2 separate regions of the Homo sapiens genome follow, and region 2 is linked to region 1. A link is a contact called in ENCODE Hi-C or POLR2A ChIA-PET data. All regions are on one chromosome and are shown on one strand. The core of a region is the stretch at or near the end of the contact, and the rest is flanking DNA. Distances in the headings are between cores, read along the strand shown. Region 1 holds the start of PXN (paxillin). Region 2 holds the start of DYNLL1 (dynein light chain LC8-type 1).

What was found. Hi-C counts contacts between places; a loop is a spot of excess contacts on that map. ChIA-PET counts read pairs that join two places held with the same protein, here RNA polymerase II (POLR2A). Pooled maps may share reads with other maps.
Region 2: a pooled map shows a loop between it and region 1 (5-fold over the local background). The contact joins the promoter of DYNLL1 here to the promoter of PXN in region 1. A Hi-C loop is called at or near these places in 6 of 50 pooled maps. POLR2A ChIA-PET finds 5 or more read pairs at or near these places in 2 of 52 experiments (H1 and naive thymus-derived CD4-positive, alpha-beta T cell).

Annotation. Positions count from the first base shown.
Region 1 is chr12:120,263,254-120,267,557 of GRCh38, forward strand. It overlaps PXN (paxillin), which reads right to left and starts at 2,477. Exons shown (of 15, transcript NM_001385981.1): 1 at 2,364-2,477. The coding sequence starts at 2,376. RefSeq lists silencers at 2,195-2,344, 2,505-2,784.
Region 2 is chr12:120,493,662-120,497,965 of GRCh38, forward strand. DYNLL1 (dynein light chain LC8-type 1) reads left to right here and starts at 2,452. Exons shown (of 3, transcript NM_003746.3): 1 at 2,452-2,555; 2 at 2,755-2,892. The coding sequence starts at 2,761. NRAV (negative regulator of antiviral response) reads right to left here and starts at 2,285. Exons shown (of 2, transcript NR_038854.1): 1 at 2,162-2,285. RefSeq lists silencers at 1,996-2,045, 2,336-2,855 and an enhancer at 2,110-2,776.

The sequences.
Region 1 (4,304 bases), core at 1,227-3,726:
CCAGTGCAAAGGCAAATTCCTCTCCCCTCCTGCACACCCCATTCCTCCCACCCCAGGCTCCGGTCAGTCAGGCGTGGCTTGCCCCTTGGGAGCTCAGGCCAAGGAAGTCGGGCAGCCCGGATGTAAGCAACTGGGAGTCTATGGTAGAAAGCAGTAGAAGTTACAGGTGATCGCCATCACCCAGTGGCAACCCCTCCTTCAAGTGCCCTTGCCTCCTCCCCAGGAAAAAAAGTCTTCTCGGTATACAAGAGCCACAGATCTGGGAGCTAGGAATTGGGCTTCCAGTTATGGTTTTGTCATTTCATGGCTGTGCAGCCTTGGGCAAGAGAATCAGCCTCTCTTCGTCTCGGCTTTCTCAATCTGTAAAAAGGCAGGTGGTCATGACAGCATTGGCTTTAAGGTGGAATCTGATAAAAGGGTTGTTGTGAGGATATCACAAATCGAGGTAGAGGGAAGTACTCCACAAACAGCAATTTAAATCCCTACAATCCCCTCTCCCGTATACAGTACTCTCTTTCCTTTCAGAACTCAGTTTCCTGGCCCTAAATGGAAGACTGTCAGAAGACAGGAATTCCAGATTTCGATGGCGAGCTCTACAAAGACTTTCTCAGTCCTTGAAACAGCACGGGGACTGCCGAGAAGCAACAGAACTGCACCAGCACTTTAGAAACTGTAACTTTGCTCCCAGTTCCCACTGGGAAAGCACTCAGACTCTTAGATCCTGGTTCAAAGAACATCCCCCAGCCTCCTTCCAGCTGAGCTATTTTTATGTGAAAAAAAAAAATACCTGCCTGGAAGCCATGCCAACCTTGAGCACACTGGAAAAATGGGTGCCAAGCCTGACCCAAAGGCAGAACCACGCTTGGCAGCCATCTCACTCTGCAAAACAGGCAGGACCCTACACCAACCCCAGCTCCAGGATCTCAGGGGCACCCTGATCCCAAAAGGAAGCTGGAGGGAAGCAGTCAAGTCCAGCACCTACAAATAGCCAGTCTTAACTTAGTGCCCGGCGCTGCTTGGTAGAGGTCCATCAGTCCTGTCTGCTGAATCTACTCCTCAGAGCCTGGGACAGAGGAAGCATCAGTGGTCACACAAGCCACCCACAGTCCAGAGAGGAAAGACAAGGCTCCTGCAGAGAAGAAACGTTGCCCCCCTCCTCACCTCCCAAGCTCAGGGCCCTCCAGCTACAGGCGTGAAGGGGAGGGAGAGACAGCGAATCCTCCCACTCCTGCGTTCACGCCACCCAAGGCATTCCTAGAACCCTGGCACCAACCCCCTTGGGTTTAGAGTCGGCTTCCAGGAGATACTTTCTTTCCCCTAACACCAGATCAAGACTGGACTGAAAAGAGTAGCCTTGGGGCTCCAATAACAGGAAAACAGTAAAACTCTGTTCTGGGCATCCTGTCCTCTTTCACCTGCGTGGCTTCCAGCAGGGCCTGACGCAGAGAGGGTGGAGGGGACTCTGCTAGCCAGGACACGTTCAGGGATGGTCATACCTTGGGGCCCACCTTCCACCTCATTCCCCTGGCATTTCACCAGAATCTAGGGGTGGGGAGAGAATCAGGACTCCCAAATTACCGTTCTAGACTTAGATACCATGGTAGACGGACTGGTCTGTGAATTGAGGGGCTGGTCCACAGAGCGGGGAGGTCAGTGAGAGAAAATGAGTGATGGGTCCTTGAAACGGGGTGACCAGATTTGAAGTGGGGGGTCAGAAGAGCAGGCAGACTGGGAAACTTGTCTTTGAAATGGGGGTGTGGTCATCACACGCTCATCTCTAGCTTTTGCATCTGACTTGTGAAATGAAAGGGGTGGGCTCCGAGGGGTTATCCCTGAAGGGGGGTGCTAGTCTGTGAAGTGGGGGGCGGCCCTGGAGGGACGGGGAGCAGGTCGAGGAAATGAGGGAGCAGCCCATGAGATCGGGCAGCTGCTCCCCGAGTTGGGCGGTCGATCTGTGAGGTGGGGGTGGGGAGAGGTCTGCGAGGTGAGGGTCCCGTAGCTGACGAGGTGGTCTGCCGCAGGAAGTCTCGTCCCTGCAGCGGACGGGGTGGGTCCCTGAGGGGCGGGCTGGTCCCTGGGGCCCTTCTGGGAGATGGTGATGGGTCCCCGAGGTCGGGGGTCCAGAGGTGAAGCCGTCCCAGACGGGGGGTCGCTGCTGTGCGGTCGGTGCCGGGGCCGGCCTGGCCCGAGACTAAGGCCCGGTTAGGGATCCCAGCCCCGCGGAGCCCCGGCCGGCAGGGACAGGAGCTGAGGCCGGGGCCGCCGAGGGTGGGATCCCGCGGCCCCTGCCGCTCGCTGGCGCCCTCCTGGCCCCAAGCTGCGCGCCTCTCGCCTCCTCCTCCCTCGGCCTCCCGCTCACTCACCGAGGTCGTCCATGGCCGGACCACGGGCGCCGGCTCAGGGTCGCGCTAGCTGCCCGTCCCGGGGCCGCTCGTCTATGCCCCGCAACTTTTCCGCCGCGAGCCTCGGCCCGGAACGGAACGCGCCGCCGCCGCGCGCGCCCGCGCCCGCGCCCGCCGCGCGCCCCGCCCCCGGCCGCCCCCTGTGCACGCGCGCCCCGCCCCCGGACACCCCCGCGAGCTTGCTGGCCCCGCCCCCTGCGCACGCTGGTCCCGCCCCCGCCAAGAGCCCGGGCAGTGGGCGTCGCTGGGCGGGGCGGTGGCGCCCCCTCGCGGCTAAGCGGGCAGGTGGGCGGCTCCCAGGCCTCCAGCCACTCCCATCCATCTTTCTGTCCCTCTCAAAGTCACTTGCCTGACCCTGCGGATGACAAATCCGTCCACAGTCAGCCATGTGTCTGTGCATTCGTCAGCCACTGGGTCATCACATGCCTGTCCACTGGACAGTCAGTTTTGCCCACCTGTCCGTCTGTCACCTGTAGGTCACCACCCAGGAGGACCATAAATCAGTACCAGGCAAGGCCCGGAGCCCGTGGCTGACCTTTCCTGGGGTCGTCCTCTGGATCAATGGCAGTGCAGCTCGCAGTTCACCCTTTCTGGCCCAAACCCAATACCTGTGTGGTTCCATCTCTCTTAATATTACTTCCACACAGCCACCCTCCCTAGACACTTTTCCAAAACTGCATGGGGCAGAGGGGTCCCCAGATTAGACATTAAAGGGAAAACTACAGGAAAGTCACACCCAGTGCTCCCACACACTCGGAAATTGGGTAATAATAACAACTACCATTTATTGAGTGTCTGAATAGACAGACACTATATAGCTATTCTCTAAATTAATCCTCCTAGAGGTACTTCCCTACCCGTTGGGATGGGTGATGGCAGTTTGTGGATTTTATATAAAACTGCTCTGCAAGTACAGCTTCGAGTTCCCCTTGTCCCTCAAGAATCCAGGCCTTCTGGGTCAGATCAGGTCCTCCAGAAAGCAGATGAGATGCTGAGATAAAGCTAGGGGTAATGCCCGTGACAGAGAAGGGGAAATAAGCAGGGTTGGGCAAGGAGACTCAGATCTGACAAACAGGTCAACCCATCAGGGAATTCCAGGACAAAAAAAATGAGAAGTCTCCTTGGGCAGAAGTATCCGGGTTCCAATGCTCCCACCATGTTCAGTCATTTTATAAAGGCAGATCCAAGCAGCTTCTGTGGCTGCCACATTCTCCTATAATAAATTCAAGACCAAAGACTGTTCCTCAAACACTCTATTGCGTGGTTTTCCAGCATCTTGCACATACCTCTATTTTGTTTTAGTTTTTGTGTTTTTGTTTTTGTTTGAGATGGAGTCCCAATCTGTCGCCCAGGTTGGAGTGCAGTGGTGCAATCTCAGCTCACTGCAACCTCCGCCTCCCAGGTTCAAGTGATTCTCCTGCCTCCTGCTGGGATTACAGGCGCATACCACCATGCCTGGCTAATTTTTGTATTTTTAGTAGAGATGGGGTTTCACCATGTTGGCCAGGCTGGTCTTGAACTCCTGATCTCAGGTGATCTCCTGCCTCCTGGTGGGATTACAGGCGTGTACTACCATGCCTGGCTAATTTTTGTATTTTTAGTAGAGACAGGGTTTCACCATGTTGGCCAGGCTGGTCTTGAACTCCTGACTTCAGGTGATCCGCCCCCCTCAGCCTCCCAAAGTGCTGGGATTACAGGTGTGAGCCACCACGCCCAGCCTGTTTTTGTGTTTTTAAGACACAGTCTTGCTTTGTTGCGTAGGCTGGGATGATGAATAAGACTAACATGATGTCTACCTTCTTGAATCTAAAGGTGCACGCAAAAGAGCAAAGTGGTTAGCATGAAGGATGAGTAGCCTCGCCCCACTCCCAGCTGTGTGGAACAGCATGTGCAAAGGTCTGT
Region 2 (4,304 bases), core at 1,202-3,701, 230 kb after region 1:
AGTGCAGTGGTGCGATCTCGGCTCACTGCAAGCTCAGCCTCTGGGGTTCACGCCGTTCTCCTGCCTCAGCCTCCCAACTAGCTGGGACTACAGGCGCTCACCACCACGCCCGGCTAATTTTTTTTTTTTTTGTATTTTTAGTAAAGATGGGGTTTCACCATGTTAGCCAGGATGGTCTTGATCTCCTGACCTCGTGATCCGCCTGCCTCGGCCTCCCAAAGTGCTGGGATTACAGGCGTGAGCCACCACACCCGGCCATATAAGGTATTATTAATGAACAATTACATTACTATATTATGATGATAGTATTATTATAGTAAAAATTAAATAAATAATAACAGGGGTAGTGTAGTGTAGATATGGAAAAAAATCATGAGGATGATTTAGGAAATTTCCCTGGGGTTTCTACTTAGTGGAGTCACCGTGGCTTTACTTTAGTGTCATTTGCATTTCCAGGGTCCTCACTTGTTGTCAACCTATTTCTTCCTCAAGAGAGGTACTATAGTAATATTATAACTCCTCAAACCCTGAATCTCATCATTAGAAACATGGAACTGGAAAAAGCTGTTGATTTAATTGATATGCATATGTTGAACCTGAAAAGGTTCTAATTATTGCCATTTTTTTCCTTTTTTTTTTTTTTGAGACGGAGTTGCCCAGGCTGGAGTGCAATGGCGCGATCTCGGCTCACTACAGACTCTGTGTCCCGGGTTCAAGTGATTCTCCTGCCTCAGCCTCCTGAGTAGGTGGGATTACAGGCACGTGCCACCATGCCCAGCTAATTTTGTATTTTTAGTAGAGATGGGGTTTCTCCATGTTGATCAGGCTGGTCTCAAACTCCTTACCTCAGGTCATCCACCCGCCTCGGCCTCCCAAAGTGCTGGGATTATAGGCATGAGCCACCGCACCCGGCCTATTCCCATCTTTTTCTTTCTGGAGTTGTGTGCCTCTGCTCAAATTGTTTTATTTTTATTTTTTGAGATGGGGTTTGGCCATATTGCCCAGGCTGGTCTCCAACTACTGAGCTCAAGCGATCCCCTTGACTCGGCTTCTCAAAGTGCTGGGATTACAGGTGTGAGCCATCATGCCCAGCCACAAATTGTTTTAAGGAGTAATGAGAGTAGATGGTCAGAGGAAAATGTAGAAATGTAAATAGGAAGCTTCCAGATACATGATTAACCTGATAACTTATTTATGGAGGTTCGAAAAATACATTATAGGCATTTCAGAGCTGGTTGTTCAAAACCTTGCTGTGGCCTTTGGGATAGTTGTATAAACTGACAATTATTGATAAGATTCATTGATCATTTACTATGTGCCTCACATTGTGCTGAGAGAACTTCAAATGTTTAATACTGCTAACAAGCGTATGAACTGGTTTCCTTTTACATTTAGTCCTCCTTTACTTAAAGAAGACATTCAAATAGCTAGTAAATGACAGTGCTGGGATTTAAATCCAGATCTGACTTGTCCCTCAACTCCCCCAAGATCTTGCTTTTTTAACCACTTCGTGTCTCCTCCCTAAGCCAGAGGGGACGTCATCTCTCTAACGGCCGCTTTTTCGTCCATTAGAATACCTCCTCCTCAGAGATAAATCCCAACCAAGAATCTCTCCCACACAGGAAAGACTGCCTCACCTGAGCAAGAAGCTTCACCCTGGACAAAAACCCCGGGGCTCAACACTCCCAAATCCACCCGGATCCCCATCCCCAACCCCTTAAAGGATGTCCGCATTGCTTGGCAGAGACCCCACTCTTGGGGATAATCCCTTAATTCGTAAGGAAACACCCTCCCTCCTTGAAGCCCTCCCTCAATCCTGAGGATGCCCTCCCCTAAATATTTCAGAGCAGAACCGACTACAAATGGGGCCCAGTGCAAAATGAAAACGTAAGGGTCCCTCCTGTGAGACTGCACTGCTGGTTTACCCACGAAGCCGGCCCTGCTTCAGAGATACCCTTTCAGTAAAGGGAGAGGCCACCTCTGTCGTAATCCTGCTAACCTGGGGTGCGAGATCATGCGACCTGTCGTGGTGGGGGGGCGGGGGGGTGGGGGCAGGAATGGCCACCAACTTCTAGAGACTGTTGTTCGAGAACACACCCTGGGACAACCTCCGTGAATTTGGAATCACTTCCCTTGGCCCCGGCAGAAGCTCCCTTCCTACCTCTCCAGACAGCTGGGTGGTCCTCGTAACCCGGCCGGGGCTCCACCTTCTGGGTGTGTGGGCCTCGTAGCGTGCGGCCCATTGCCCGGGCAACCGACGCCGTGAGCGGTGCATTGTGGTCTGCAACAAAATGCAGGAGAAAGATCCTGAGGGAACCATGGAGTCAATGGACCAATGGAAGAATGCCGTGGGCTGCGTCAAGCCAATAGGGTCGCGCGGCGAGGGGCGGGGCCGGCGGGAGCAGGGCGGGGCCTGAGCACTAGGCGGCGGCGGCTGGCGTGGGGCTGCTTAGATGCGCCACGGTTTCGGTAGCGACGGTATCTCTAGCCGGGCCTGAGCTGTGCTAGCACCTCCCCCAGGAGACCGTTGCAGTCGGCCAGCCCCCTTCTCCACGGTGAGAAACTCGGGGGGCCAGGGGGTGTCCTCGCTGCCTTATTTCGCCCCACTCCGGACTTAGCCCTCCGCGTAGCCCGCGCTTCCTGAGAAGTGGGGTGGGGGGCGTCGTCCCGTGGTGGCGCCGGCCGGGGTGGGGGCAGTTAGTGCCTGGGGGGCGCGGCCCAACTCAACCCCTTACCCCAGGCCTTGCCCACTAGGTAACCATGTGCGACCGAAAGGCCGTGATCAAAAATGCGGACATGTCGGAAGAGATGCAACAGGACTCGGTGGAGTGCGCTACTCAGGCGCTGGAGAAATACAACATAGAGAAGGACATTGCGGCTCATATCAAGAAGGTGAGGATGGGCGCGGGGGCCGATACGCAGCCGGGAGCAGGGGGTTCCTTCCCCCCGATCCTGCTTTCCTAAGGGCGCCTGACAGGTCCCGGGAATACTGCTGGCGGCTTGGGGCGTAGAAGCTTCCAGAAAGGACGCAGATGCATTTTGCGCTCCTGTGGAGAAGACCAGACCCCCGGCGTCCGAAGTTTTTTTTTTTTTTTTTTTAATTACCCAGCTCCGCGGGGGGAAAGCGCCACCTAGCAACGGTATCTAAGATCAGGGAGCAGCGGTTCCCCCTTCTGTGTGGTTCCTGCGCCGAGGATCCATCTGGGTGTTCCGGAGGGGGGAGCTGCGTGGGTGTTTCCAGCCGGGCCGGGAGGAGATCTTGCCAGCCTTCCAGTGGGGAGTTGAGGGAAGGTGGTGGGTGGTGGCGGGGCTGGGGGCTGGGGTAGGGGCTTGGTAAATGGCAGTCTAGAAAGCCGGCAGGACTGCCAACTTCTCGAGCAGTGTTTGCTGGAAGGGAAGAAAGCTGGCAGCCTAAGCCGTGGGAGGGTTCCAGTCGAGAATGGGAAGATGAAAGACTTCAGATGGAACAGAAATAAATGCCTTTTTTGACAAACGCAGCAGTGCGTGCCTCTAGCTTGCAAGAGCGTTACTCCCCTTCATAGCTTTAAAAGGTTTTCGCACTGCGTGCAGTTAGAGTAGCTAAATCTTGTGTGACGCTCCACAAACACTTGTAAGAATTTTGCAGAGAAAGATAACCGTTGCCACCCAATGCCCCCCACAGGCATTCTACTCCCCAGTACCTCTTAGGGTGGGAGAAATGGTGAAGAGTTGTTCCTACAACTTGCTAACCTAGTGGACAGGGTAGTAGATTAGCATCATCCGGATAGATGTGAAGAGGACGGCTGTTTGGATAATAATTAAGGATAAAATTTGGCCAGTTGACAGATTCTGTTTCCAGCAGTTTTTACAGCAACAGTGGAGTGCTTCAGTATTGTGTTCCTGTAAATTTAATTTTGATCCGCAATCATTTGGTATACAATGCTGTTTGAAGTTTTGTCCTATTGGAAAAGTCTTGTGTTGCAGGGGTGCAGTTAAGATCTTTGTGATGAGGAATGGGATGGGCTAATTTTTTGCCGTTTTCTTGGAATTGGGGGCATGGCAAATACAGTAGGGTAGTTTAGTTCTCTACACAGAACATGATAAACTACACCTGTTGATGTCACCGTCTGTCAATGAATATTATAGAAGGTATGAAGGTGTAATTACCATAATAACAAAACACCCTGTCTTTAGGGCTGACCTTTCGTCCTTTGACCTCCTCAGCCTCCATTCCCATCTTCGCTCAGACTGCAAGTATGTTTGTATTAATGTACTATGTAGGCGGCTTGGAGCTGGGGAACATTCTTTCATTCTAAGAATTTGCA